7 separate regions of the Mus musculus genome follow, and all the other regions are linked to region 2. The links are chromatin loops, found by intact Hi-C in ENCODE. Cell type or tissue: heart. All regions are shown on one strand.

Region 1 (4,000 bases), 210 kb before region 2:
GCTCTCTCCAGGTATCAGTGTGGACACCCACCTGAGATGGGGATGAACAAAGATGGCTTCCCAATGGACTGATCCAGCCTGGAGAGAAGAGAGGAACATGAGCTTACACAATGCCTGAGGCACCACAGAGATAGGCCATTGTGTCCAGGAGGACAGCATGACACCCACTCCAGGGGCATCTGCTACTGTTACTCCAAGACCAGCCAAGAGGCACCCAAGACCCTATGTGCTCATGCTCCTGAGAGGTCCAGGCAGGAAGTTTAAAAATGAGGAGCAGAATCTGGGCTCCTTAGGCTTCCTCTCTGGATAAGTGGGGTCCTGAACCTTTGACCTTGTGTATGGAAGGGACAGTCACAGTCTCCCAGCTGCACTCCATGATATACAGAGCTAGGTCTGCAAGCTAGCTCATGAAACTAGCCTCCTAGACCTATACCTGTGCTGGACCCAGGGGACTTTGATGGAAATAGGATTCAAGACCATGTTGGCTCTGAATGGTCAGGATCCTTAGCTCCACCCAGTAGCAGAAAGACCCATGGATGGATGGGTAACCTAGAGGGAGATGTCACTAAGAACCTTTTCCTTCCCTGTGAGGCTGGGGCGAGGTCTCCTTTCTGTGCCCACCTTCTCTGTAGTTCTTTAATGCGCACCATAAGGTTCAGGTGGCCCTGGGAGTACTGCTCGATGACATCTCGCACGTCGTAGGGCTTCCGTGCTTGCTGCAGGCCAGAAAGACACGTGTCATTTTCTCCTGAATCGTGTATGCTCAATTCTCAACACAGTGATGGGGTGGGGTGCAGTGATAGGGAGGAATGGCTTAGAACATACATAGTAGCAGGCTTGATCCCCAAAGGCTTAGCCTGTCTGGGCCTTTCCCTTCTGTCAGTTCACTGGTAGGACTAGCCAGCTCCTACTGGCCCTTTTGGTTCCAGGCCTCCTCAGAAGAGTTGGCCTCATGGGCTGGAGACATGGTCCTGCATACCCACAGTTCATCTGGGCCCTAGACTTCTCTGAGGGGGGAGGTGGAACAACACAGGTTGTAGATGGCTCACAATGCCACAAAGACTTTCCATAAGACAGCCCAGCTCTCGTGAAGGAAGGACCTGCCATGCTCAGGGCCATTCTAGGCACCAGGGTCACCACATATTCTGTGGTCTACACATCCAGGGACTACTGAGTCCAAGCTTGGGATAATACTTAGGCAGATCCTTGGTCTTGTACATACATCACTCTGAACTTCTACTAAGAACTACACTTGATGATATCTCCAGGTCTTACTCTCTTCTGTAAGATGGAGATATAAGCCCTGATCCTCCCTTCTCCAAGATGCGTTTCTGAGCCTTGTCGCTGTCTTCTGTAAAACAGGACACTGAATCTTGTTCCTCTTTCCTGGATAATGGGTTGCTGAAGTCTACGCTGCTACTTCTAAGAGAGACTGAGAATAAAATAGGACCTAGATGAGGAAGGTCAAGGAATCCTGATGCAGTACCTTGTCAGTCATAGGTGGTCATGACTGAGTCCAGGGTCTGAGTCCTTCCTGAAAGGGCACACTGAAAGTGACCCTAAGTAATAGGGGAGAGACTTGTGGGAGAAAATGCTTTCTAAGGTGTGTGACACCTCTAGGCATGCCTGGTGACACATGAGGTGAATGAGCAAGGGAGGCAGAAACTATGTGTTTGAGGTGGTGCAGGCCTGGATTAGAAGCAGGACAGATCCTTATGTTGGTCTGTGGATAGCCTGAGAGTCTGAGAGCCTCTGTGCCCAAGTGAACATGGGTACCTCTGCTAGCCTCTGCAAACATACATGTGATTGTTGAATATGTAGTGGGGAGAAGTGAGTCTGCCAGGCTGCAGGAGGGCAGGGGGCTGTAAGCAGGAAACAGTTAAGAAGGATCAGAGAGCTGACCAGTGGTGGTGCATGCTTTTAATCCCTGCACCCAGGAGGCAGAGTCAAGTGGATCTCTGAAATCAAGGCCAGCCTGGTCTACAGGGTCTGTTCCAGGACAGCCAGAGCTACACAGAGAAACTTGGTCTCAAAAAATCCAAAACCACAAAACAAAACAATCAAACAAACCCAGAAGGATCAGAGATACCCTATCAACCAACCACCCGTGGTCAGCAGCACTCCAGGCCTGCTGAGACTTGTCTTGGAGCCACTAAGCTCCCCTTTAGAGTCTGGTTGGGGATTGAGGAGCCTTTGTCAAATATTTGCCTAAGGCTCATGTAAGAGACAATCTTAGCTTTCTCCCTGGGCCAATGTCCCCTGGTGGCAGCACGAGCCAGAGATGAGCCAGATAACGCTGCCTGTCCAGACTGATTGGCTGTGGACGTGGGTGCTCAAGGCAAACTTTCAGAGCTAAGAGGCCCTGGCACCTCAGGCCAGACACAAGGGCAGCTGGCCAAGCACTTTATCGGCCAGCAAGGCAGGCAGGCAGGCAGGCCTAAAGTCAGGTCAGTATAGCGGTTGGAGAGCAGGAGGGTGGATGGCTGAGGCAAGAAAGCTGGGTCACCAGGGTGGCCTGGAAGCCTGTGGAGCCCTCCCCACAGGGGATCCCTCTTCAACTACTTCACTCTTTCCTGGAGGCCTGCCACCACCTGCCCATGTGTCCCCAGCAATAAAGCCAGCTCACTGTAGCACCCCTACTTTTCTCTGTACCCCATAAGGCCTCTCTGCCACCTGGGCTAAGTGTATAGGTGAGAAGCAGCGAGCTGGAAGGCAGGAGCAGTTTGGCCTGTTCTGGCAGTTTCCTGAGCCACTCTTAGGACATTGGCTAATGTTCTGAGGCCTGACACAAAGTGCTCCGGGTCTCTTTTTCATCAGCCACCAACTATGTCCCTTGTTTGTGACATAGAAACTGGGTCTGCGTAGGCCACTAAGATGACTCTGACTCAAAGGGACCATAAGGGTCCCTGTGTTCCACTGGGTACCCAGAGTCTAAAAGTGAACCCCAGGGAGCCCTGAGCCTACCTGCTGCAACCCCATTCAACTGAGCAGTTCCTATACTGTTTCATGTAGAACCTTTTCCATCACCCACGGAGCCTATTTCTCTCAGCCTGGGGACCGCCATCAACTAGCAATTCCTCATGACTCTTTAAACACTAGCAACATAAGCTACACCACTTCCTAGTAAGAGTGTCACACCCTAGCCCCACTTTTCCCCTGAGAGATTGTCTTGTCAAGATATAACTCCCCATGGGGTTCCTGTGGTTCCTCACCAAACTGGGAAGAGCTGGTTCTACAGGTACTCAACTCCCTATCTCTCTCTTGGTGTCTCAGCAGTGGGACTGTAGGTCACGTGGCTTCTAGGTAGGGGGGAGAAACAGCTTTAAGTGTAATTTTTGTGGGGCCTTTGGACCCTTCTAATCCATTTCCAGGTGCTTCTTGGCTCTGGCCCCTGCTCAGTGTGACCTTTACTCCTTTTGACAACATGAAGTCCCTAGGTTTGTGGAAGCTTGGGCATAACTTGGTCTATTTGTGTTGTGACAGTTCCAGGGGGTGCAGGCTAACAATTTTATAGCAGAGTGCCACTGTGTTATGTGCTGGATGGGCATAGGGTCCCTCCAGGGTGGCAGTGAGGAGCTAGGGTGAGAAGCTATATGCTACTCTCTTTAGTGTCAGAGGCTTGGCAGGGGGAGGGGCTGTGGCTGTTCTTAGGGCTAGAACAGCTGAGGAGCTGAGGACGACAGTGAGACTCATGTCACCCAAGGCTCCTCTCAGTACAATGATGACAACTTGGGATGGGGACTATACCTTGGCCTCTACCTCCTGCAGAGTCTAGAGGTTTTGGCTGCCCCAGAGCTGGGGTGGGGGTTGTGATGAGGGGGTAGGGGGAGCCAGTGTTAATCTCATGGCCTGGTATGGTAGGCGTGGCCTATAACAAGGCACAGGGCCACCACTGAGATTGTCCTTGGGCAGGCTATATATACTAAGGTGGGTTGCCCCAGCCTTCTCTGCTCAGTGACAAGGGCTTTCCAGTAAGAGAATGCTCTCCAGCACTTACTGC
Region 2 (4,000 bases):
CCCAACAGCCCTCCAGGGACTACACGCAGATGGCATGTGGCTTCCATGTCTACAGGACCCCAAGGTGTGAGTTCTGGGTAGGAACTTGAAGCCCTTGTCCCATTAGCACACAGCCTGAAACACAGTTGGAGCTTCACAGCTACTCTCTTCCTCAATGAATGTAGGAGAAAACAACTCAATCAAAAAAGGTGGGCATCTCGTGGGGAATATCTTTTAAAGTGGCAAAATGACAGCTGGGGCAATAGGAACCTTGTGTGCTGAGGACGTAGAAAGTTCTGGTCCAGCTGGGCAGTGATGGAGCACACCTTTAATCCCAGCACTTGGGAGGCAGAGGCAGGCGAATTTCTGAGTTTGAGGCCAGCCTGGTCTACAAAGTGAGTTCCAGGACAGCCGGGGCTATACAGAGAAACCCTGTCTCGAAAAACAAAAAACAAAAAACAAAAAACAAAAAAAAAAAAAAAAAAGAAAGAAAGAAAGTAAGTTCTAGTCCTGAGAGGGACACAATGTTTCCTCAGAGGACCCAGGAGCCCAGGAGAGAGCTGGCAACACTACTGGGTACACGGTTAGCTGGACAGCATCTCTAAAGAGCCCTGAGAACTAGATCTCTCCAAGCAGGGGGCTGGGGCCCCACAGGAAGTCAGATCTTGGGCTTGGTGGTGGAAAACTCAAGCTCCCTGCTGGTCTCCTGACCTTGTGCTGCTGCAGCAGTGACTCAACCTGCAGAAGTCTTCTTCCCTCGGCTGCAAACTAGTCTTCAGGGACAGGGATAGAGTAAGCATACTGACTCTCACGAGTGCAGCTAACAGGTGTGATATTAATGCCCCCATAAGAGATCTCAGACAGAACAACAGACCAGGCAGTGGGACACATGGCCAAATACAGTGCAAGCAGCAACGGTACACTAGGTACAACCCAAGGCGTGTCTCAGCCAAAAAAACAGAACACCCGCTGTGACTCCAAGCAACAGAAGATGGAGAGCTAAGAGCAAGCTCTACAACAGATAGACCGTGAAAACAAACTAAACCAAAGCAAAACCTAGACACAGCACCAAGACATGAAGCTAGGCGCTGAATTTAACGCCAATAAAGTCTCCACTGGCAGGAAAGGGTGTGAAAACGAATGCAAGAACATGTGAGGCCCTGCTGAGTGTGAACGAGGGTCTGGGACCTGGGGAGCTGACCCTGTTCCACTTGAAAGTAGGACCCAGCAAGGGCTGTTTTAAGGGCTCAGAGAGCCCACCGGATCTCATTTTGCCCCTGGGAAACTGAGGCCTGCCAAGAGAGTTACAGAAAGCAAGGGCGGGCCAGGAAGGGTCCAGCTGCAGGGAGGTGGGTCGCCCCTGCGGGGCCAGGGAGCCTCACAGTAAGGGAGGAAACTGGAGAGATGACCTCATCCCCCAGGCCTCCGGCCGCGCGGCTCACGGGTTTTAACCGCAGGCATGGCGGGACAGTTCCCTGGTATGCGGGCTGTGGGGCTCACGGAGCTGGAGTGTGTGCTAGGACTTTTTCAATGCAGCTGTCTTTGTGTGGGATTTGAAAACAAGCTGGGGTTTGAGAGACAAAAAACAGCCCTGCACCTGGGCCTGGCCAGGGTCTCCTATTGCAAGGAGGGGTGGGTGGGTTTGGCGGCGTGCATGCACATTCAGCAGACTTGCACGTACACGGCGTGCACACACATGTGCGCCACGTCTACAGATGTACATACAGCTTGCTCTAGATTCAGAGGCCGGATTGGGGGCTGGGCGGCGGGAGGGGGGGTGTCCTCCTTGGGGCCACAAACAAGTTTCAAGGCCAAGCACACCTATAACACCCCTGATCAAAGTTCTAGCCAGACCCTGGCCTGGCAGGGCCCAGTTTTCTCCAAGAACAGCTTTTCAGACCCACAGAATATGCCTGGCTCAGCAGAATGCTTAATCCCTCGGAGGCCGCCTGGCTTCCTTGGCCCTGGCTGAGATAACAGGGCTCTGGCACCACGAAAGCCAGGCGCTGAGGCAGGAGTACCGGCGCTGGGGTTGGGGAACACAGCCTCGCGTGACTTCTTCTCCACCATTTACCCAATGTGCTCCCAGAATCCCTCACAGAGCTCCCTTGCCCTGGGCCCCCGTGGGGCACCGCGGGCTGTGGTTTGGGCTCCCGCGCTCGGCACTCTGGGCTCGGCCCAAGGGCTGCTGGAATGTGTGTTACAAGAGCGCCACCTGGTGTCTCCACAGCTCGTCAGAGGCTGCCCTGTCCTTAGCTCAAAGGCTGAAATAAACATCTTTGTTTTTCACCCAACTCCCGTCCACAGCATGTAGCAGCTGCATTCTACACTATGTCCCCCAGCCTGAGGCTCCAACAGCCATTCTCACCCTAGAGGCCTGGAATCCACAACCATGATATCTGCGTGGGCCTAGGACACATGCACCTTTCGGAGGCCATGAGCCATCTGCAACAGCACACAACTCCTCCTTACCTAACCCTTTGACCAATCATCATGTCTTCTAGGAAAATATCACCACCCTATATACAAGGTCCTTTGAGCCATACACTTCTTCACTGGTCCATATGTCCAGGCTGGACACACGCCAGCCTCACATCTGCTTCCCCAACACCATGGTCATGACTCTGAAGTAAGCCACTAGACACAGCCAGCTCAAATCCTGGAAGGTATGGCCTCTAAAGGCTAGCATGTGAGGATACAGCTTACGAACATGGCAAAGTTGGGGACAGACAATGGCTCAGCAGTTAAGATCCCTTGCTACGCTGGCAGAGGTTCTAAGTTTGGTTGGGTACGCATGTTGGGCTGTTCACAATCGTCTGTTACTCCATCTCTAGGGGATCTGCCACATTATCTTCTGGATTCTGTGGGCATTTCGAGCACACACACACACAGGAGGCGGCAGGGAGAGAGAGGCTTTAAAATAATGTGGCAAAGCCAAATGGGGAGGTTAAGACTAAAGCCAACTATACTTTCATCCCTATACTTTACAGTTGGAGACACTGAGGTTCAGGGGTATCATTGTATCCTTAGGGGGCATGCCTGGGAACAAGACTTAAAAAGAAGGGGGTTCTGTATCCTACTCCATATATACACTCTGAGCAGCCGGGGTGTTGAGCCTCCCTCTGCATAGTAGAAAAGTGTGAAAGAGATGTGAGCCTACTCAAAGAAGCCCATCATCACATCCAGGTTGCCCAGAAAAGAGCAGAGGGGAGTTCCAGAAGGGAGTGTGCAGCGTTGACCGGAGGTCAGTCCTAATAGTAGGAAAGCAACCCTGCTGGATATATATAGTGTTTGTGCAAAGGTCCTGAGGCAGTTGGGAGGGAGAGATGGGGAGGGAAGGGAGGTTTGGAGATGGGGGGGGGTGTATGCTTAAATGTGTGACACTCTGAAGACCATGAGGGAGAAATTGGAAATTATCCCAAACCACCCAGGGAGCGTCTGGGACACTCAGGTTTTTGTCCTATAAAATCTCTTCTTAGCTGTTGTGGGGCAGGGAGGGTCCAGGGAACGAGAAGGGGACAAAAGAGGTAATGAGGTCACTGCCCTCACAGTGGTGGACAAAGAGCCACTTCTGGGAAGCAGAACAGACTGGGGAGGGGCTGCCTTGGGAGTGGGGACCCGCTCACACTGAGGGAATGGAGGAGGGGTGGGTCCCACCCACGCCTGCCTTTGCTTTAGGGTTGTTGGATCTGTGTTCACAATTCCAAAAGTAGCCACAAGATGGCAAGCAGGCCCCAGAAAGAGCCTGGCCTGAGGGAGGCAGCAGAAGCCACCAGGAAAGGGAGCCTAAGCCAAAAATTACTGGGGTAACCACCCCAAGTCTGGAGCTACCAGATGAGAAATGGAGTAGGTGCATTCACAGGCCCACACACATGTGAACATGTGTTGACACATGAACATACAGTACCATCTACACGTAGGCATGAACATAGCTACACATGAAGATACACAATACAATGCATTCATTCACAAGTGCACAAGAATACACAAAACCAAGCACAAGGCCTAATATGGATATTAC
Region 3 (4,000 bases), 320 kb before region 2:
GTTTCTCTGATGTCCTGGAATCAAAATGCATTGAGCAATGGGTCTATGCCCTTTGTGTGTGTATATCCATGTATGTTGGTGCCTGTAAAGGTCTGAGGTCAATAGCAGGTATTATTGATTCCTCAGCAGCTGTCCAGTCTCACTGGGACCACAGGGATTGTCAGTCTCCACCCACCTCCACAGCACTTAAATATCAAACTGCTACTGGAAAATCACTCTCCTGATTGAATTGTTTTCCCAGCACTATGCATCTTTTTTTTTTTTTAAATTTATTATTATCATTATTTTGGTTTTTTGAGACAGGGTTTCTCTGTGTAGCCCTGGCTGTCTTGGAATTCACTCTGTAGACCAGGCTGGCCTCGAACTCAGAAATCTGCCTGCCTCTGCCTCCCAAGTGCTGGGATTAAAGGCCTGTGCCATCACTGCCCAGCAACACACAGACACTTTAAACAAGCTAATAAAAGATGCACAGTTTTAGGACTGGAGAGATGGCTCAGTGGTTAAGAGCACTGACTGCTCTTCTAGAGGTCCTGTATATTAGTGTATATTAGTTACTTCTCTATTGCCATGATAAAACACCATGAACAAGACAACTTAGGGGAAAAAAAGAGGCTATTTGGGTTTATGTTTCCAGGGGGATAACTGTCCGCCGCAGAGCTGAGGCATGGGAGCTGGGGCTGGAAGCTGAGAGTGCATGGTCTGAACTGTGAGTAGGAAGCCGAGAGCATGAACCTGAAATTATGTGAGTTCTCTCCAGCTCTCCCCCTGTGACACACTTCTCCAGGAAGGCCACGTCTCCTAAGCTTTCCTGAAACAGTATTACCAAATGGGAACCAACTACTCGAATGCCCAAGCCTATAGGCGTACATCTCATTTAAATCACCACTCTTTGACCTCCACAGGCTTTGTGGCCATATCCTAATGCAAACTTCATCCAGTCCAGCTTCAAAGGCCCCCACAGTCTCTCAGTCTCAACAGTGTTCAGGAGTCCAAAGTGTCTTCTGAGACTCAAGGCAATGTCTTAACTGTAACGCCTTGCAAAATGAAAAAAAAAAAAAGCAAATGACATACTTCCAACATACAATAACACAGAATATATATTACCATTCCAAAGGGCTGTATGGGGACACAGTGAGGAAATCGTGTGAGTCTTGGATCAAGTAAGATTGAAACCCACCAAAGCCAACTCTAAAACCTAGGACTCCAGTGTGTCATGTCCACTTCTCTAGACTTTGCTTCTTGCAATCTACTTTTTTCTCTTGGGTTGGTTCCACTTCCTGCATGCAGCTCTCCCTGACAGATATACTACGGCTCTGGCCTTTCGGGGCCTCTTGGCTTCTCAGTGCTGCCAGGCAGGGCCTTTCCTGTCATACATTGCCTGGGGTTGGTGGCTCACTGAAACCGTGGAGAAAGATTTCATGATTCCTCCTTTTCTGTGACTTTAAAGCCAGAGCCACATGGCCAGTACCTCAAAGCTCGGCTACCAGCCTGTGGTAGGTCCCTGATCCTGTGCAATGTGTTGGCAGCAGCTTTGCTTACACTTGTTTTCCGGGAACAGAAAATGCCTTATGCTTCTCTTTTTCAGATTGGAAGCTTAGCTTTATTCCAGTGTATATGAGGCCTCTCCTGATGGTGTTCATCTGCAGTCTTTGAGAACCTCAGCCCTTCTTTCAGCACCCACCTTGCCTGTAGTGTCAATCTGGCCAGTGTCCTTCCCTTTCCAAACCACCTTTCACATTTCTTTCTGTCCGCTTGTTATTTTTTCATTTAGATCTGCATGACAGTAATTACTAATAAACAATAGCATCAATATTAGGCCATCTTGAGGTCTCCTCTGTCAATAGAATTAGCCCATTATTTTTGAACCTAGCCTCAGGCAGGCTCTGAAGACAAGGACAGAAAGCAAATTCATTCTTGTAGTCAAAATATCACAGGAACCATCTCTAGCTCAGTTGCTAGTTATCGTTCCCTTCTGAAATCTGTCAGGCTGCCACAGTCCCCATTTCCAATGGAAGTAATGTTTTCCAGGATGCTAAGATGCACAATTCATTTGAGAAGTCTGGAATCACCTCTGTGTCTTTGGGAATAACAGGGTTTTGGTTGGGAGTGGGCACAGAGAAGGGGGCAGGAATCGGGGTCGTTGTAACAGCTCAGGCTTGTTCCAGGTTCCTTCTCTGCCAAAGAGGGTGAAGCTTCAGACCTTGGCCAGCAGGCGGCGCCCAGGTCTACAGCTCTCTGTCTCCTGCTCTCAGGAAGCTGCAGCTTCTCAGGCTGCAAGGATTGGCGTTGGCGCCAGGAAACAGCCTGGGGACTGACTTGAGGAATCAAAGCATGGGATCCAGACTAGGCGTATGGGTTCCCATCACCCACTAAGCCCCACTGTAGGCCTAATCCTGGGGAGTTTATATGGTCCGGCTGACACTGATAATGGAGACTGACTCTGGCTTCCCCAGAAGTCTATAAAAGTGTCTACTGAGCAGCAGAGTGATAGTGCAGTCTGCAGAGCCTGGTCCCATTTTTCCAAGCCAGACCAGATGACCAGACATCAGGGTAGGAGCTGGCAAAGCTCATAATTGTCTTGGTGACACTTGGCTTTACTGGGATGGAGGGCCCTCCTGTCTCTTATCTCTGGAAGCGACACAGACCACTGTGGTATCTCAGTTGGGCTCCTAATCAGACCAGAGAGCAGTGTCGGGGAGCTCTGGTACTCAGTGCTGAATCCCCTTTTGGATGCTGATCGCTGCATCTGGATTCTCACCCTCTCCGTCCCAAGTGTTCCCAAGCTTTGGTCTCCATGTGGCAATAATTTCATTTAATCTTTGGGAGAGTCAAGAGGGCAGAGATCTGCCCTTGCACCCCAGTGAAGAGGGACAGGGTTTATTTTTTGTTTGTATTTAAAAAATATCTATTTTATTATTTTAAGTCAGGGGTGCGTGTGTGTGAGTGTGTGTATGTTTGTGTGTGCATGTATGTGTGAGAGTGCCTCTAGAGGCCAGGGTCATTGGCTGTTGGGTTCTAGACAGGTATGAGCTGCATGATGTGGGAACCAAACTCAGGACCTCTGCAAGAGCAGTGTGTGCTCTTAACCACTGAGCCATCTCTCCAGCCCTGGTATTTTATTTTATTTTGAGTCAGGGACTCACTCTGTAGCCTAGTCAAGGCAATCCTCCTGTCTCTGCCTCCTGAGTGCTGAGATTATTGGTATGAAGAGTAGTTTCCAGGGTTTCATTCCCTTTCCACCCTCTTCCTCTCTCTTTTGAAACTGGGTCCCACTGTGAGGTTCTGGCTGGCCTGGAACTCACTGTGTAGACCAGGCTGGCCTTGAACTCACAGAGACCTGCTTGATGCCTCTGAAGCACTGGGATTAAAGGTGTACATCACACTTGGTTAGCTGGGTGGGTTTCTGAGACCCCTGCTGCCCCTGGTCTAGGTCCTCAGATACAACTCTTCAATCTAGGGAATGATCGCCGAGGACAGAAGTCTTCCTTTTCCCCCTGGTTCTGGAACAAACATTTCAAACCAGGGCAGCCTATCATAGCCTAGTCATGGGTTCTACCCTGGATTCTGCTTGTCACAGTCATATATGGCACCTCTGAGTGGGTCTATCCTTTGTCCAGCTGCCTGCAGATCCCTTTAGTCTTATCAGTGTGGCACAGAGTAACACCTTGAAATCCCTTCTGTCTCCAGTCTTGCTGGGCCTTTCCTGGGGCTCCTTCTCTCCCTGCCCACCTGCTTGGACCCCCCCCCCCCCCACCGCAGGGCTCCCCTTCTAGGCATGCTTACTCCAAAGCAGGTGCTCCTCCTCCGTGCCCTGCTTTAACATGCAGGGAAGAACATTGGCTTGAGACAATCGGGCACAAGCTCAAAACCCTCCATGTCCTCTTCAGTGCCCTGGGCACTAAGGTTGACATCCAGGAGCAGCTAAGACTCAGCATCGGCCTGCTGGGAACTGGGCGTGTTGTTGACTCCAATTTTAGCACTCTGGAAGCTAAGATAGAGT
Region 4 (4,000 bases), 140 kb before region 2:
TCTTACTGGGAGTTGTGTTTTGGTAAAACATGTGGATAGTCTCTAAAGAACTGGGGGTTCCACTCCCCTTACCTTCCCTGCAAGAAACAGGCCTGCAGGAACAGGATCCAAGGAAAATGCCTGGCCTTCTAGGCCAGAGGAGGCAAACAAAGGCTTAGGCCTCAGAGCTAAGCTGGGACAGTGCTTAGAGTAAGGAAGAGCAGGGTTTCAAATCAGAGCCCCATGGCCCCTTCACATTCTCTTGGTGCCTGGCTTAGCAGCTTCATGGGGTTCAGCAGCAGCATCTCTAGTAGACAGATGGGAAACAAGACAGAGAGGGTTCCCTGATCTCAGCCAAGGGGAGCAGATAACCACGTTTACCATGTGGCCCTGATGCCCCTCTTAGAGGTCAATTGGAAGGCTGGCAATGGCAGGAAGCAGGTGCCTAGTCACTTATGCTGGGGAAGTGGAAGGGGCCATTTGTGGCAAAAGATCCCAGGCTTCACTTCCAAGATGCAAGCTCAAAGCTAATATGATGAATTTAAAGATGGTGACAGGTTCTTGAGGGACCCCATTAACTGCACATCTGCTCTGGGATAGGCAGAAAAGAAAACCACCCATCAGGTAGGAGGGTAGGACTGGCCCTTTGAATCAAATGCAGCATGTTCCAGACGGGCCCAAAAGGAATTGGCAAAGCAGATGTGTGGCCTGGTAGGAGGTGGGGTACCAAGCTAGGAGTAGCTTCTGAGGGTAAAAAGGAACTGTCTGTTGCTAGAGGATGACACCAGTTTCTCTTTTCTCCAGCTAAATAACAACAGGAGAAAAAAAGAGAAAAAGAACAGAAAAGAAAAAGAAAAAGAAAAAAAACCCAAACCTAAAAACCGTGCCTTCCCCTCCTTCCCCCACATATACTCAGTCATCTTTGGCAAGAGAGCTTCCTGGCTGTTTTTGTAGACATATATTTTCAGCAAAAGCAGTTAAGATGTATGGCTTCCTTGCGTGCTTTAGATGACCACACCCTGGCCTGTTCACAGGACTGGCTCTCCCTCCCCTTCCCCTAAATCCTGTTTGAAGTCAATTCTGGGTAGGGGTGGTTTGGAGAATATACCCAGAGTTCCACATGCTAAAACTATAGTTTGCACAGAAATCTGCATTCCCCCCCCTCGCCCCAGGCTTGCTTATGAATCCTGGGCAAGTGGATTGTCCCCCAAATCTGGCATTTTGTCAAGTTTCTCCAGGCTTTAGGTCAATGCTAGATACAGGGTGGTGCGTAGACAGTGTTAGTCAAATAAATGCATGGATAAGTAAGTGGACAGAGTGGAAACGATCCTGAACACTCCAGTGACAGGGCCAGGAACCAAGAGAATCTGGAGGATGGGTCGAGTGGCTGGGGTCTAACCTCAGGACTATCATTACCTAGTTTTATAACATGGGCAGACCCAGGGCCCCCTCCTTTTCATAAGTAAGATAGCCCCAAGACTTTCCTTACTTGGTGATTAAAAAAAAAAAAACAAGCAGGGTGGCCTCCTTGTGTGCTTTAGATGACCACACCCTGGCCTGCACAGTAGGATTCCATGGGACAGCTGAGAGGGTGGATTGCTTTTTTGCATCCCAAGGTCAGGCCAGAGCCAGGGGCATACTCATCTTTGGCCATGAAACCGTTTAGGTACATTGGCTGCCTCAGGTATCTGCCCTGTACTGCATTGAGGTTGGTCTCACACTTATTCAGAGTTAAGAACCCCAGGTTCAGCTAGGAAGGGATGAGGAAGGTAGGCCTTAAGGGGTGGTGGACCCAGCAGGCTAGGTCGTACAATCCTGTACAAGCTCACCCAATCCAAATGCTGGAGACATCAGGCTGTTTCCTCTTGGCCAATAAAAATAGTCAGCACAGAGCTATCTGTATCCAGCCTATCATGAGGAAGAGCTCCCTAGTCATTATTCAGCATCTGTCCAATCAACAGTGTCGTGGCTGCCACGTCACCAAGGTCTTGGTAGGTGGCCTAGCCGTTGTCGCTAGGAGGAACAGTTGCCTCAGCACGTCTGCGCAGCTTTCCTTGCGGCGCCCCTCCGCGTGGTCTATGATGGTGCATTTTGGTCCAGTCAGGCCCGGTGTGGTCGGCCTCATTTTGGATTACTTCGGTGGGCTTCTCCTCGGCGTGGTTACGGTCTAGTACACCTTAGTGTGCTTTTCTCTGCATGGTCCTTCCCAGCGTGGCTCGTCTCAGCAGCGTGGTTTTCATCCGTGTGATCGTCCTCTGCATGGTTTTTCACGGTGAGGTCATATCAGCCAGCCACCAGCCTCAGCATATTTGTCCACAGTTCTTTTGGAGCTGCCTCTGCTCGGATCACTTGAGCACTACACCTCAGTCCCGACTAGCCATCCTCAGTGTGCTTTGCTCAACGCGATCCTCCTCAGTGTTTGTCCTGAGCCTAGACCTCCATGGTGAGGTCTTATCTTGTTTCGTCATGGTGGTCGGCGATATGGTCCGATCTGCCTCAGCAATTGGGTCACTTCCGTGTGGATCGTTTCAGCACGGATCACTCCAGCGCGGTCGGCTGCCTTGGCGCGATCCACTTGGCTTCTCAGCATTTTTTTTTAGCCTGCTGGGTTCTCTCAGTTTTTCTTCAACACGCTTCTTTTCCCTCTGTGTGATTCTACTTGGAGAGCTTTTCTGTTCAGCTTGGTTCCCAGCGCTTCTTTTTCTCGGCATGGTTCTCCTAGGTATGGTTTTTTTCTCAGCGCGGGTTTCTTCTCTGAGTCAGCACGGCACAAGTCGCAAGTCCGCGTGGCCGCGCTCATCATAGCCTCCCCCTCCTCGCGGCAAGCACTCACGGCCAGAAGCAGAGGTGATTCGTGCCGCGCTTTCGCGGCTGGGCTCCATCTTCGTTTTGCCGCAGTGGCTCCGTATTCGTTTTGCAGTTACGGCTCGGTCCTCGTTTCACGGCCGGTCCTCGTTTCACGGCCGTGGCTCAGTTCTCGTATTTTGCGTCCACGTCCCCATCTTTGTGGCCCAGGCTTACAGAAGCAGGGGTGGTCTTGAGGCCCTTTGAGCCCCGAGGTCGGTCGAGTCCCAAGGTGAGTGGCCTAGGACACCGGCTCAGGCCTTCGGATTCTAAACCCCGGGCCGAGTCAGAACGCACTGGAGCTGAAACCGAATCGGGTCTGGAGACCCCTGAGCTTTGTAGCCCGGTGTGGCCAGCACCAAGGTAGTGAGTGGAGTACGTGTTGTTATGTGGTAGCTGTTTTAATGCTGAGAGTGAGGGGCTCCGTTCGGAATGTTCGCGCATGGTGGGGGAAGGGTATCGTGGAACTGAGGCTGGGGAAGGCTGCTTATTCGGAGTTTTGAACCGAGTTGTGATCTAGCTCTTGGATCCGAGTTGGGTGTGTGTATGTGTGGGTCTACAGTGGTTCCGAGTCTAGAGTGGAGTCACGATTGGAATCGGGTAGAGATTCGGGTCTGGAGCCGACTCGGAATTCAGGTGTGGGGGATTGGGAACTTGGGGTGGAGGCCGCAGTGGTTGCAGTGGGTTCTTAACCTTCCTTGTGCTTTGACCCTTTAATACAGTTACTCATGTTGTGGTGACCTCCAACCATAAAATTAATTTCATTGCTACCTCATAACTGCAATGTTGCTACTGTTATGAGTCATTATGTAAATACCTGTGTTTTCCGATGGTCTTAGGCGATCCCTATGAAAGGGTTGTTCAAGCCTAAAGGGGTCACGACCCACACGTTGAGACCTGCAGAGTCAGAATCAGGTCTGAATTGGGGGAATAGCAGAACTGGGAGTTACCTCCAGATTTTCAGTTGGGATTTGATTCTTTTCTGTGGTTTTAAATTGAGATCCCAGAGGCTCAGGTCTCTGTTGGGGACCAGACTGAGGGTTTCTAGTTATATTCAGGACCTGACTGGGCAGTACAGTAAGAATTAAAGTTGGTTTTGAGTGTGAGCATAATGGTCTGAGGTAGGGATCAGGACTGAAGTATAAAGAGTCTGGTTTTTAACAAGTGGGAATCACAT
Region 5 (4,000 bases), 260 kb after region 2:
ACTGACAGTGCCTACCAGGGTCCTCCGTCTCCCTCATTCCCACTATTATGTCTCTCCATCTCTCCCTACCTGTCATCATCTCTCTCTCTTCATCTTCTCCACCCTCTCTCCATTGCTCCTTCCCCATCTGTCTCTCTCCTTCTCTCTCTTCCTGCTTTTGCTCCTGAAGACATTTGAAGCCAAAATCCACCACTTAGAGACCCGGCCTGCCCAGAGGCCACTGGCAGGAAGCCCCCACCTGGAGTACTTTGTGCGCTTCGAGGTGCCCAGTGGCGACCTGGCTGCCCTCCTCAGTTCTGTGCGTCGGGTGTCTGACGATGTGCGCAGTGCCAGAGAGGACAAGGGTGAGGATGGATTTCTGTCCCTGGCCTGGGGGTGGGAGGCAGAGTATCCTGCTGGGCGGGGGGGACGACCCTGAAGTGTCCACAGAGTTGGACCACCACGCTGGCTCTACCTTCTACTTTTTTTTCATGAATCCTAGTAAACTCTGCCCTCTAGGAGGTCCCTGGGGGAGGCTGGACCCAGCATGGCCAAACCTTATTATGGACCCATGCTTACCTGGGCCCCTTTGCCTCTCTTGCTTGTGAAGTTCCCTGGTTCCCAAGGAAAGTGTCAGAGTTGGATAAGTGTCACCACCTGGTCACCAAGTTTGACCCTGACCTGGACCTGGACCATCCGGTGAGCTTGTGTCCCAGAGCTGAGTCCTGTGGGGTGGGCACAGGTAGGGACTGACCCTGGTCTTTGGAGCAGGGAATGCCCAACTTCCTCCTGATGTGTGTTCCTTGGCCATCAGGGCTTCTCTGACCAGGCGTATCGCCAGCGCCGGAAGCTGATTGCAGAGATTGCCTTCCAATACAAGCAGTAAGGAGCCTGCCTGTGGGGCAGAGTCCCCAGACTGTAGAGAGAGGAGGAGAGGAGGGAGGAGGTGACTGGTTAGCTGTCACACAGCTTTACATGTCAGCTTGTCTGTCTCTGCTCTGTGCTTGGCATTATTCTTAGTCACAGCTAAGGAGACTGGGGCAGAGAGGCTAAGCAGCTGGTTTGGGTCAGTGTACCCAAACCAGTCCACTCCATACTCCAAAGGCCTCTGAACAGCTGATACAGCTTCAAACGAAGCCTCTCACCCCATCTTTCCTACTCTCCGAGATGGCGGGAGGGGGGTTGCCCTATTGACCACTGATCCCCTCCACAGGGGTGAGCCAATTCCCCACGTGGAATACACAAAGGAGGAAATTGCTACCTGGTAAGACCCTGCTGATGGTTGGGTTGGGCAGGGAGGGCTGGGCTTGAGAAGAGCCAGGGAGACGGTTCCCAGAATCCCTGTCTGTGAGGGCCATCTCTGGAAACTTTGGTACAATAGAAGAAGAGACTAAAGCCAGTTAGAAGAGGGGCTTCCAGTGGCCCAAAATAATCAGGTCATTCAGAGATGTCGCTATCGGCCCTTTCCCAGCCTCTGGGTTCCCTCAAACCACAGGAATGCCCTATGTATTGATGGGGGCCCACAGTTCAGGAGGATGGTGGAAGCAGGCAAAGCGTCCATGGGGTGGTCATGGGGAGAAGAACCCCAGCAGCTAGTAATTCCCTAAGCCCCTGTGGCCTACAGGAAGGAGGTATACGCCACGCTGAAGGGCCTCTATGCTACCCATGCCTGCCGGGAACACCTGGAGGCTTTCCAGCTTCTGGAACGGTACTGTGGCTACCGAGAGGACAGCATTCCACAGCTGGAGGATGTGTCTCACTTCTTGAAGGGTGAGATGCAGAGGAAGTAGGGCAGGGAGGGGCATCCCCTGTGCTATTTCTGATGCGAGGTCCCTTACAGAACGGACTGGCTTCCAGCTGCGACCCGTGGCCGGTCTACTGTCTGCCCGTGATTTTCTGGCCAGTCTGGCCTTCCGTGTGTTTCAGTGCACACAGTACATCCGTCATGCCTCCTCACCTATGCACTCACCCGAGCCGTGAGTATGCTGCCTAGGGCAGAGGACCCTGAACTTGTTGCCCAGTAATATCCGTGTGCAATGATGGCAGAGGTGTGGAGGTGCTAAAGTTTCCTTGTCTCCGGGGAAGGACAGAGAGCCTTCCCATTCCATCTTCCTTTTCTCGTGGCCTCACACAGAGACTGCTGCCACGAGCTGCTGGGACACGTACCCATGTTGGCTGACCGCACATTTGCCCAGTTCTCCCAGGTATGTTTAGGGCCTCAACGCAGAAACCAGAGGTTATTTGGTTGAGCCAGAGATTCAAAAGTTTTACTTGTTGGGGTACTCCTCCAGCTAGACAGTGTGTCTTCATGGATTCATGGGACTTGTAGGTAGCCAAACACCGAAGCAGAGACTGTTTCTGTAACAGGGAGGGACTAACTAGTAACACAAGTCCCAGGGGAAAGGGATTTTTGTGGGGTTTGATGCCACCTGCTGGTAATTCTGGGAACTGCAGGCCCTGAGCTCTTGGCTGACTTGGCGTGTGGTGAAGTGTATGTTGCAGGGTCCCCTGGAGAAGTAGCATCCAGTGCCCTTGCCTCAAGCACAATGTCAGAGCAGCGTCTTTTCATACTTTAGCCTCTTTCTCTACCCACAGGACATTGGACTTGCATCTCTGGGGGCTTCAGATGAAGAAATTGAAAAACTCTCCACGGTTCGTTTTCAGAGCCCTGGGGGGGGGGGGGGGGGGAAGTTCAGACCTTTCTTTCTGTCCCCAAGAACAGCCTTACCTGTTGTGGGTGCTACACACAGAGGGGCTATGCGCGGCACCAGGCATTTTAGGTGATCCTTATGATTATCTGGCAGGTGTACTGGTTCACTGTGGAGTTTGGGCTGTGTAAACAGAATGGGGAGCTGAAGGCTTACGGTGCAGGGCTGCTGTCTTCCTATGGAGAGCTCCTGGTGAGATTACCCTGCTCCCAGCCCCCAGCAAAGGAGATCAGGGCTGGAGGATCAGGGTGTGGAGGGCCCTGCTCTCATCAGAAGGGTCCTTGGCTCAGGTCTGAGATTCAGGCTGTTCTAGAGAGTGTATGCCTCTGGCCAGACCCCACTGTACAGTAGCCCAGAACCCTGCGGGAGGGGGGAGCCCCACACCCATGGCACCCATTTGCCTTGAGCGCTGCTTGGGTGTGATACCTGTGGCCTCTTTCTAGCACTCCCTGTCAGAGGAGCCCGAGGTCCGGGCCTTTGACCCAGACACAGCAGCCGTGCAGCCCTACCAAGATCAAACCTACCAGCCGGTGTACTTCGTGTCAGAGAGCTTCAGTGATGCCAAGGACAAGCTCAGGTGGGTGGAGCCATCAGGAGTCAGCCCTGCCCAGCTTCACCAGTGCAAGCCAGGCCTTGTCTTCACTTGAGAGCCCATTTAGTACACTCAGCAACACCCCCTTGTAACAAGAGTTCATGCTTGAGATTACCCTGCTCCTGGCCCCTCAGCAAAGGAGACCAGGGCTGGGGGGTGAGGGTATGGAGTGCCCTGCTCCCATCAGAAAGTCCGAGAAGAGAGAGACCAGCAGCATAGGGTCAAGGCAAAGTCAAGGTCAGGTCCAGGCCAGCTGTCTGTGCCTCAGCAGAGCCTGAGTCTCTCATTCTCAGCAGCACGGGCTGGAGTGGGATGGGGACAGATAAGAGAGAAAAAGAGGCAGAGTGGCAGGTAAGAGCTGCCACGAGGGCAAAGATTATAGAGGGAGTGGCAGCCCAAAGGCAGGAGACACAGTTATACAGGGGTCTGCAGAGGAGAAAGGAGACTGGTAGGTTGGTGCTTATCACTTCTCCCAGCCTGCTGTGCTCATCTGGCATGTCCACTCCAGTTTAGGGACTCTCTAGGGCACACAGTCACGGGGAGCTTCCCGAAGGAAGAAGCCCAGCTGAGAAACGGGGTGCTTTGCAGAGGCCTACCCACAAGAATCGCTGAGGCTTTAGTCTCCTGGGTGTCTAGAATGGGCTTTAGGGGTCTGGGAAACTCAGAAAAGCCATTTCCCCATTGCCCTTGGAGATTGCAGATCCTATCTGGAGCTACCTAA
Region 6 (4,000 bases), 600 kb before region 2:
CGACCATCACTACTGCCAGAGGGTTGAGGGGGCGGCATACACTTCCTGAGCAGGGAAGCCCAACAGGCTGGTTCTGAAGTGTGTCTGCAGACCTCACACCCTATGTCTCCTCCCAGAGGGAGACTTCCAGCTTAGCTCACTCTAAGAAGAAAGGGGCTGTTTCTAAATTCCAGATTTGGGACAATACTGAGGTGCTCTTTAGACATATCTCCCTACGACAGGAACTGGCCAAGAACTTGGCTAGATCCATGCTAGGTACAGACAGGGACCTGGGGTCACCTGGGAGTCAGCAGGCTGACTTTCCCTGGTTGAGGCTATCTAGGGCGCTGGGCTCCTAGGACACTGGCTGGTGCAGGTTCCCTAGAGAAGCCTATGGGTCATGACCCTTTTAGAAGTTACATATCAGATATTCATAGCAGTAGCAAAATTGGTTATTAAGTAGCAACTAAATGTTATAGTTGGGAGGGTCGCTGAAACATGAGGAACTTTGTTAAAGGGTTGCATTGCAGCTTCAGGAAGGGTGAGAATCACTGCCTTAGAGGGAAATCAGCCTTGTGCCTGATAGGAAGGGGCACACTGCCCCTCCCCTGCCCCGTTCGTTGGCCTGATATCTCAGTGCCCACATTGTGTGGGGAGAGGCAGTATCAGTTTTAGAGATGACTCCTGAGAGAGGAGGGGCTCTGCCCTGGCTCTAGATGTTTCTAAGAGCACATTGTTTCTAGAGCAAGGTTGGCCCACAGCCTTCAGTGCTGGTCAGTGTAGGGAGGCCAGGGTCACACAAGAGCTACCAAGGAAGGAACAGGTGACAGTGGCTCTTGCCTCCCACTGCCACTGCAAAGAAACAAGGCTTCCCTGCAGTTCTAGGCTCAGGGCTCGGGACTGCGGGGTGATGGTACTGGTTAATGAGGACTGAGGCAGGGGTGGAGCCACCAGGGCCTCATGCTCCCCGTGTGCTAGGAAAGTCAGGGTTGTCATTTTCCATGGCCGAAGCCCAGGAGGGACAAGGGTGACGGCTGGCTGCTGCTCAATCTGTGCCAGCCTTTATGTAACACACCTTGCAAGAGCAGCCACACAAACTGCTTGCCCGTCCACCAGGGAGCTCTGGCTCCTAGAGGCTCTTCAGACTCACTGGGCTTTCCACCCCCACATCATTTCCCTGTGCCAGCCAGGGGTCCTGCTCACTAGAGATCACTGTGTCCTAGAGTCTTTGGAGCATCATGCCAGAGTAGCCCCCCACTCCCACCCAGGCCTGTTTTTAGACATACATGGTAGTTGAGCACCTGAGATGGGAAACCTGATGCTGGAGACAACAGGCAACCTTGACTCTGTGACTTTGGGCACCACAGAGCCGTTCTGAGCCTCAGTCTACCCATCTGAGAGAAACAGCTGCATAGGACCTGAGCAGGCAGGAGGCCAGTGAGCTCCCTGTAAAGGCTTGAGCGCCAAGGGGAGCTGGCAGCACCAAGGGGAGCCTAGGGGAGCTGGCAGCACCAAGTCACTGAAACTGCAGGCCAAATCCCATGATGTGGTCTGGAATCCAGAGCTGCCACTCATTCTGATGATAAACTGATGGGTCTAGGTGAGTTAGGTGCAGTCAGGAGTTCAAAGTTGAGGCCACGGGGTCTTGTGAGTCCTAGTTGTCCACTGCTCTAAAGGTGTTAGCAGGATTTGGGGTGCTATGGCCCTCATTGCCTCAGTGCCCCTTTTCCCCTACATTTCCCTCTGGGGTAGCCCCAGTCTATCTGATAGAGTCGTTACTGTTTCTCAACTCTGTGACCTTCTCCAGCCCTGGGGCAGAGTCTATTCCCAGATCTGAATCACTAGGCCATCCTTACTATATCCTTCCCTTAGACTGGACAGCAAAGGGTCCTCACCTCCACTACTTGCTGTTCCACCTATCCCTATGAGGACACATAAGCCAGGGAACAGAGGTCCAAGCAGGGCCAGTGCAGGGAAGTGGGAGCCCACATGACAGCTGCCTTGCCCCTCCTTGTCTGTCCCTACCCCTCTCTACCTGCCTCTTTGCCCCTCTAGTGAGCCTTGGGGTGCCCCAGGTAGCAGGGCATATTCTCAGGTGACAAAGATGGCAGGTCCAGTGCTAGCCTGACACCTGGAGACCTGCCAAGGACCCAAGGAAGCCATAGGGAAAGCCCGCAGACTGAAGCTCTCCATTTTATGAGTTGAGCTTGCCCTGAGATCAGTAGCTGGGATGGAGCTGGGTCAGCCCAGGGAAATAAAAACTAAGACACGGGTGGTCTCAAGTTTACTATAGATGCTATTCTAACCCTCCTGCCCCAATCCCAAATATAGGGTAAGTGGCAGAGAGCAAGGCAGAGTCCACTAGGTGGCAGCAGACTCCTGGCAGGGTGTGGGGGTTGGATCATGTTCTCAGGACCTAGGCTAGGATGCCAGTCTTGATGCTTCTCATCTGGAGTGAACAGTTGTAACCCTCTCTGCTCTGCTTTCCCCATCTGTAAATAACAATAATCACAGCGGCCACCACTGTGGTCTCGAGAACCGAATGCTTGCAGGTATCTGCTGCTTGCTGGGTGTGTAGTGAGATAATTTGTGTGTTGGCCAGGTCAGATCACTGGAATACCATTAATTTTGATGTGACAATGCATATGGATAAATTGGAAGTGCAGATTTTTGTTTGTTTGTTTGTTTGTTTTGTTGTTATTTTTGTTGTCTTTTTCCGGGTGGCGGTGGTGGTGGTGGTGATGCGGTCTCGTGTAGCTTAGGCTACTCTCGAAATTTCTGTGTATAGCCTAGGCTGACTTCGAACTCTGAATCCTCTTGTTTCTGCCTCCTAGTTTCTGGGGCTATGGTCATTCATCATCACAGCCAGCTGAGGACTTAGAGTTTTGGTACTTTTAACATGGCATGTGGACCCCAGGCACAGTGTCCACAGGAGCTTCAGGCCTCAGTAGGGCCAATCTCCCCCACAAGAAGCTGTCTCACAAACAAGGGCTGCATGAAGGAGCCGGCTAGAACTCGTGTGCTATGCTCTGCCTCAGGCACTGCTCTCTCTGAGAAGTGGGACCTACTGTGCTCTGCAGACATGAGTCCCGGGTCTGAGCCTCTAACCCCAGGCTGGGCCTCATCCAGACACCTGCTGGTACCTGGGAGGCTGGGCCCTATGTACTGTCCCTTGGGGATCTGGGCTCCCAGTTCCTCGACATCCTTTGTCTCTGGCCAGCTCCTGGCCCGGGCAGGCAGGCAGAGGTGTGGACAAGAATAGCAATAGGGCTGAGAAAAGCATCAAGAACTCCAGTGCTTCCAGCCAAGGAGGAAAGGGTCACAGCAGTGTGGAAAGCGAGGCCAGCGGCCACTCCAGTGAGAAGATAGCAGAAAACCCACCTGCTGCCTCTGGGAGCCTCGGGCTGATGAGAACCAATGCAAGGCCCCCTTCTACATGAGGCTGCAGTCATGGCTGGGGTAGAGGATCTATGAGCAAGAGAAGCCAGGAGCAGGGGTGACTATGGGGGTGTAGTTGGGTTGGTGACTTCTAGGGAGAAGCAGGTCTTACCTAGATGGGGGGTAGGGAGGGCTTGACAATCCCAACCTCCCAATATTGTGATTGTTGCTTCTTTTCAGCCAGAGCTCCATCCCCAGACCTCATCCACCGCAAACTTATACAGTCCCCATTGCATGAGTCAGACAAGACAGGTCACCCTGGCCCACCTCCTTCTCCTTACATTCCCTAGGGTGAAACTGGAGCAGGGACAAGGACATCTGAGCCTGCCAGCCAGAAACCTGCAGGCCACCCAGTGCCAGGGTGACCTGCGGCTCTGGTCCCATCTTTCACCTCCATCTGGTGAGAGTCACATCTTGGCTGAGTCAGGAGCTGTCCTTTTAAGGACAGCCATCCTGGCTGTCCCATCGTTTGTCCTTGTCACACCAGTGTCTGTTTCTCCAGACCCTGCTGCTTTAGGAGTGTGTGGCGGCCACATCTTTTTGGCCCTGTCTCCAGACAAACCCAGGGACTGTTCAGGACCAC
Region 7 (4,000 bases), 57 kb before region 2:
ATAAACAGTTCACTGAATGGAAGAATGTGGAAAAAATGATTCATTATTATTATCCATTGGCAAAATACAAATTTAAACCACAATAAAACATTACTGTGCCAGGCATGGTAGCATATGCCTTTAATCCCAGCACTCTCCTACACAAAGAAACCCTCTCTCAAAAAACCAAAAAAGAAAATTTACTGCATGTTTACCAGAATTGGTAAAATGAAAAATACTGTCAATATTAAATGATCTATAGTAATTCCAAATTAGGAATAACTTAGATGTCTGTGGATGAGTGAGTGGTTAAAAATGTGGTTTATACATACCATGAAATTCTACCCAGCAACAAGTCTGAATTAACTACTGATATATAAAACAACTTGGATGAACATCTAGAGAATTATGGTAAATTCTAAAAATGGTCAAATTTCAAAAGATGTGTTTGATTCTATTTATATAGCAATCTCAAAAAAGCAGATCTATAGAATCAAGAACAGATTAGTGATTACTGGGAATTAAGGGATGGTAGGAGGGAAGACGGTGTGGCTATAAAAGGACAAACAGGGATCTTTGTGGTAACAAATAATATTCTGTATCATTGAACCAGTGTTTCCATCCTCCTTAAATTGCACTACAGTTTTGTTACTACTGGGAAAACTATATATGAGTTTTTCAAACTATAGATGATCTCTTTGCATTATTTATTACAAATGAATGTGAATTTCTAAAATTAGATTAAAAGCTTGAATTTTAGAAGTATGCAAAAGGAAACCAGTAAGAAAGTGGGCAAAGGGGCTTTCTGCTGAGCTTAATGACTTGAGTTTGATCCCCAAGACTCATATTGTAGAGGGAGAAAAGAAACTCCCACAAGTTTTCCTCCATTCTCCATGCATGTATTGTGGTATGAGTGTGCCATCTCCTTCCCATATCTGTGAAAAAATACAACTGTGCAAAGGATCTAAATACATATACCAGTAAAGAAGACATGTAACTGACCAATAAACACATACAAAAATATTCAATACCATTTATAAAGCACATCAGGACTGAAATCAGATAACAAAATACTAGGTAGACTTTTTTTTCTCAGCACTTTTTGGATGGAGTATTATAGATGGAAAATCATTTTTGCAGCTACCATAATAAAGACTAGTTCCAGAAAGCATCTTAATCAGGACAGACCAAGGTATTTTAAAATGCTTATAGTATACCCACAGCAAGTTCATCTGCCTCAAGGTAAATAATAGTGACTACACAGTGGAAAAACAGACAGTGCCTTAATGGAGTGATCAAACCATCACCATCATTGAATATATATATATATACACACACACATACACACACATCATGGGAAATGGTATCCTAAGAAGGACATTATATTGTTTCTGGAATATTCCAGATGGGAATCCACAATCTGTATCTAATTATAAAGAAATATCAAAGAAATCCCTCAAAAAGTGACTTTGATGTAAAAAGAAAAAAGACTAAGAGATACTAGAAATACCCAGGTTCACAGTAACTAAATATGCACAACCAAGGGCAACATAGAACATGGACTGGGCCTTGCACTTGGGGACAGCTGCACCAAAGGACTTTGTTGTGTTCACTGACAAGAGTAGAATATAGGCTTTGGGTTATTTCAGTGACTGTATGGATGTTTAATTGCCAAAGTTGATGTCTGTTATATCACTTTCAAAGGGAGGAAATGTGATGTTGTCATCCTCCTTAAACTGTAGTACAGTTAGGAAATAAATTGTTAGGAAATACACAGCAAAATGTCTAGGGGTGAGGGGCTGTAAAGTGTGCAATTCCCTTTCAAGTTTTGCAAAGGAACACAGTGTACAAATACACATATAAAAATATTGAAATGAAAAAGCAAGTGAGGCTGGAATGGTAATAAGTGTACCTCAAATCTTAATGAAGGATATGAAGATGTCTTATATATCGTTCATGCAGTTTTTCTGTAGTTCATTATTACTTCCAAATAAAACAGTTTTGTTATGTTTTAAAGAAACATCTATGAGATAGCACAATATTCCAGTGATTTTTGACTCAGGCTAATTTTGCCCTAACTCGGGGAGGGGGTAGATTTGATAATATGTAGAGAGTTGTGGTTACTTTATTTTATTTTTGGTTGTCACAACTGAAGGAATGCTGTGTTAGCATCCTGGCAGAAGCCAGGGGCTCTGCTAAACATCCTAAAGTACATGGGGCACTCTTCGTTGACAAAGAATTATCTCCTGCCAAATGTCAATGGTTCCGCAGTAGAGTATCCCTGCCCCACTTGGCTAACAAGATGGAAAATTTCTCTGCCAATAATGGCTGGCAGGGATGTCAGGAAAGGGGAACCCTGCCTGTGGAAATGCGAGGTCAGACAGCACTTGAGGAAAGCAACCTGGCAACATACATGCAATTTAACAATGCATCCATCCCTGTGTAAGGGGCTGAACTCCGTCCCCATCAATTTTCTAAGTTGAGGCCCTCATTTCCAATATTTCAGAATTTTAACAGGAGATCAGACCTTTAAACAGACAGTTAAATTGAGTCCAATTTTACTGGTGTGCCTATAAAGAAGGGGAAATTGGGATACAGAAAGAGTCCCAAAGTGTGGCTATATAGACAGAAGACACAGGGATATATTGGCCATCTGGGAGTTAAGGAGAGAGGTTTTAAGAGAGAAGCAACCTGCTGGCACTCCAATCTGAGTCTTGTGGGCTCCTGCTTTTTGAGAAGCCTCTCAATTCAGCATTTGTTTTTGACAACCCTGGCAAATGAAGTTTGTGAATTCACTGCATAGAAATAAAAGCCTTTATACTGGGAAGTGATTTTAAGAAAAACTTTTAGAAAACTAGCTTAAACCTAAAGCAAAATATATTTCAAGCAACGAAGAATATCACGGTATAGGCATACAAGGGAGAATGAAGGAGAGACTCTAAGATTTAAATAGAAGTGAGAGATGAACAGAATTGTTCCTGAAGCTCAGAGGAAGCTGTAGTAGTATGATTGTAAGAAAAGCAAGGGGCAGAAAAGCATGCATGCTGTGCCTTCCATGTGTTTCAAAGACAACAATAAGGCCTCTTCATGAGAGGTATGGTTTATTTCACTGTGTATTATATGGACATCAGGAAAACATTAGAGAATAAAATCATTGTTAATCAATGTAGGCAACAGAGAAGAAACATGCAGAAAAAGATTGTATATATACAATATAGTCAGCTGTAAATCTAAGAGCATAAGTAAGTGATATAATTTTTAAGAAAAAATACCCCTCTCCCCCCTCCCCCCCCCAAGATTTGTGGCATGAGGAATAAAATAGAAGGTTATGGAGCACAGAGTTGTCTGATAGGAGAGATTAAGGCTGGCATTGTTGCAGCTTGGGGTTAAATCTGAGGAGACAGACACCAGCGTTTTCACTGTATGCAGGGTAGAAACCGACATCCTCATATTTGTTCACTGCAGTAATTCTTGCCGTAGACAGATAGACTTTTCTTACCATTGTTTTAAAATTTTATTTTACTTACTTTATTTTTTGTGTGTACATGTGTGTGCACACATGCATATGTGTATGGACAGTGTGTGTGTGTGTGTGTGTGTGTGTGTGTGTGTGTGTGTGTGCGTGTATGTGTGTGTGTATGCCAGAGAACAACTTCCAGTAACCATTTTTCTCCTCATAGCATATGGATGCAGGGAATTGGTTTCAGGTCATCAGTCTTGGCAGAAAGTACCTTTACTTAGTGAGCTGGCCCCACAGTTGGAAGCTTGATTTCATTGATGTGTAATAGAGGCATAAAAAGTAGATGGATCAGGGTCACATAATAATAAATAGTGGGAAAGGGTCGTGGTCTCAAGAAGCATAGCTATAAGTAGTGCCCTGAACACTACGAATTTGCCTACATTTTTAAAAAGCAGAGCTGTAAAGGAAGGATTTAATTTCACTATTTCAGTTGGAAAATTGCTATTTCAGTTGGGGTAAAGTAAATAGAGGGAAAAAGAAATCCAACCAATTAAATAAATA

What was found. Hi-C counts contacts between places; a loop is a spot of excess contacts. Peaks named below come from ENCODE experiments on the same cell type or tissue, not always from the same donor. Only the 100,000 strongest peaks of a DNase experiment are listed, where the experiment ranks them.
Region 1: a loop joins it to region 2, with 2.2 times the contacts of the local background. A loop is called at or near these places in 2 of 42 quality-filtered maps.
Region 3: a loop joins it to region 2, with 5 times the contacts of the local background. A loop is called at or near these places in 41 of 42 quality-filtered maps.
Region 4: a loop joins it to region 2, with 2.2 times the contacts of the local background. A loop is called at or near these places in 4 of 42 quality-filtered maps.
Region 5: it touches region 2 in a loop (3-fold over the local background); 3 of 42 quality-filtered maps call a loop at or near these places.
Region 6: it touches region 2 in a loop (2.1-fold over the local background); 12 of 42 quality-filtered maps call a loop at or near these places.
Region 7: a loop joins it to region 2, with 2.1 times the contacts of the local background. A loop is called at or near these places in 2 of 42 quality-filtered maps.

Annotation. Positions count from the first base shown.
Region 1 is chr7:143,359,308-143,363,307 of GRCm38, reverse strand. Kcnq1 (potassium voltage-gated channel, subfamily Q, member 1) reads right to left here. Exons shown (of 16, transcript NM_008434.2): 13 at 622-716; 14 at 32-78. Among named protein-coding and RNA genes, the nearest start is that of 4933417O13Rik, 31 kb to the right of the region's middle. In heart, no CTCF peak of the experiment used is centred here; a DNase peak (open chromatin) is centred at 2,400; H3K27ac peaks cover 2,366 bases.
Region 2 is chr7:143,152,196-143,156,195 of GRCm38, reverse strand. The region is part of intron 2 of Kcnq1 (potassium voltage-gated channel, subfamily Q, member 1); the gene reads right to left. Among named protein-coding and RNA genes, the nearest start is that of Gm28821, 14 kb to the right of the region's middle. In heart, CTCF peaks have their summits at 1,991, 2,190 (motif pointing left) and 3,705 (motif pointing right); DNase peaks (open chromatin) are centred at 1,455 and 2,105; H3K4me3 peaks cover 1,352 bases; H3K27ac peaks cover 2,479 bases.
Region 3 is chr7:143,468,377-143,472,376 of GRCm38, reverse strand. No RefSeq gene overlaps it. Among named protein-coding and RNA genes, the nearest start is that of Slc22a18, 3.4 kb to the left of the region's middle. In heart, a CTCF peak has its summit at 2,213 (motif pointing right); a DNase peak (open chromatin) is centred at 2,266; H3K4me3 peaks cover 278 bases; H3K27ac peaks cover 1,045 bases; H3K27me3 peaks cover 78 bases.
Region 4 is chr7:143,294,544-143,298,543 of GRCm38, reverse strand. The region is part of intron 11 of Kcnq1 (potassium voltage-gated channel, subfamily Q, member 1); the gene reads right to left. Kcnq1ot1 (KCNQ1 overlapping transcript 1) reads left to right here and starts at 1,997. Exons shown (of 1, transcript NR_001461.5): 1 at 1,997-4,000. In heart, a CTCF peak has its summit at 2,010; DNase peaks (open chromatin) are centred at 1,853 and 2,966; H3K4me3 peaks cover 2,377 bases; H3K27ac peaks cover 2,492 bases.
Region 5 is chr7:142,893,272-142,897,271 of GRCm38, reverse strand. It overlaps Th (tyrosine hydroxylase), which reads left to right. Exons shown (of 13, transcript NM_009377.2): 3 at 170-344; 4 at 590-678; 5 at 794-861; 6 at 1,193-1,243; 7 at 1,604-1,749; 8 at 1,820-1,955; 9 at 2,114-2,183; 10 at 2,575-2,631; 11 at 2,784-2,879; 12 at 3,131-3,264. Among named protein-coding and RNA genes, the nearest start is that of Th, 4.7 kb to the left of the region's middle. In heart, a CTCF peak has its summit at 2,421 (motif pointing left); DNase peaks (open chromatin) are centred at 1,631 and 2,411; H3K27ac peaks cover 202 bases; H3K27me3 peaks cover 2,242 bases.
Region 6 is chr7:143,752,544-143,756,543 of GRCm38, reverse strand. It overlaps a transcript of Osbpl5 not described here. Among named protein-coding and RNA genes, the nearest start is that of Mrgprg, 12 kb to the left of the region's middle. In heart, a CTCF peak has its summit at 2,336 (motif pointing right); DNase peaks (open chromatin) are centred at 1,057, 2,035 and 2,353; H3K4me3 peaks cover 78 bases; H3K27ac peaks cover 592 bases; H3K27me3 peaks cover 2,244 bases.
Region 7 is chr7:143,209,278-143,213,277 of GRCm38, reverse strand. All of the region lies in intron 10 of Kcnq1 (potassium voltage-gated channel, subfamily Q, member 1), which reads right to left. It overlaps Kcnq1ot1 (KCNQ1 overlapping transcript 1), which reads left to right. Exons shown (of 1, transcript NR_001461.5): 1 at 1-167. Among named protein-coding and RNA genes, the nearest start is that of Gm28821, 71 kb to the right of the region's middle. In heart, no CTCF peak of the experiment used is centred here; a DNase peak (open chromatin) is centred at 2,287.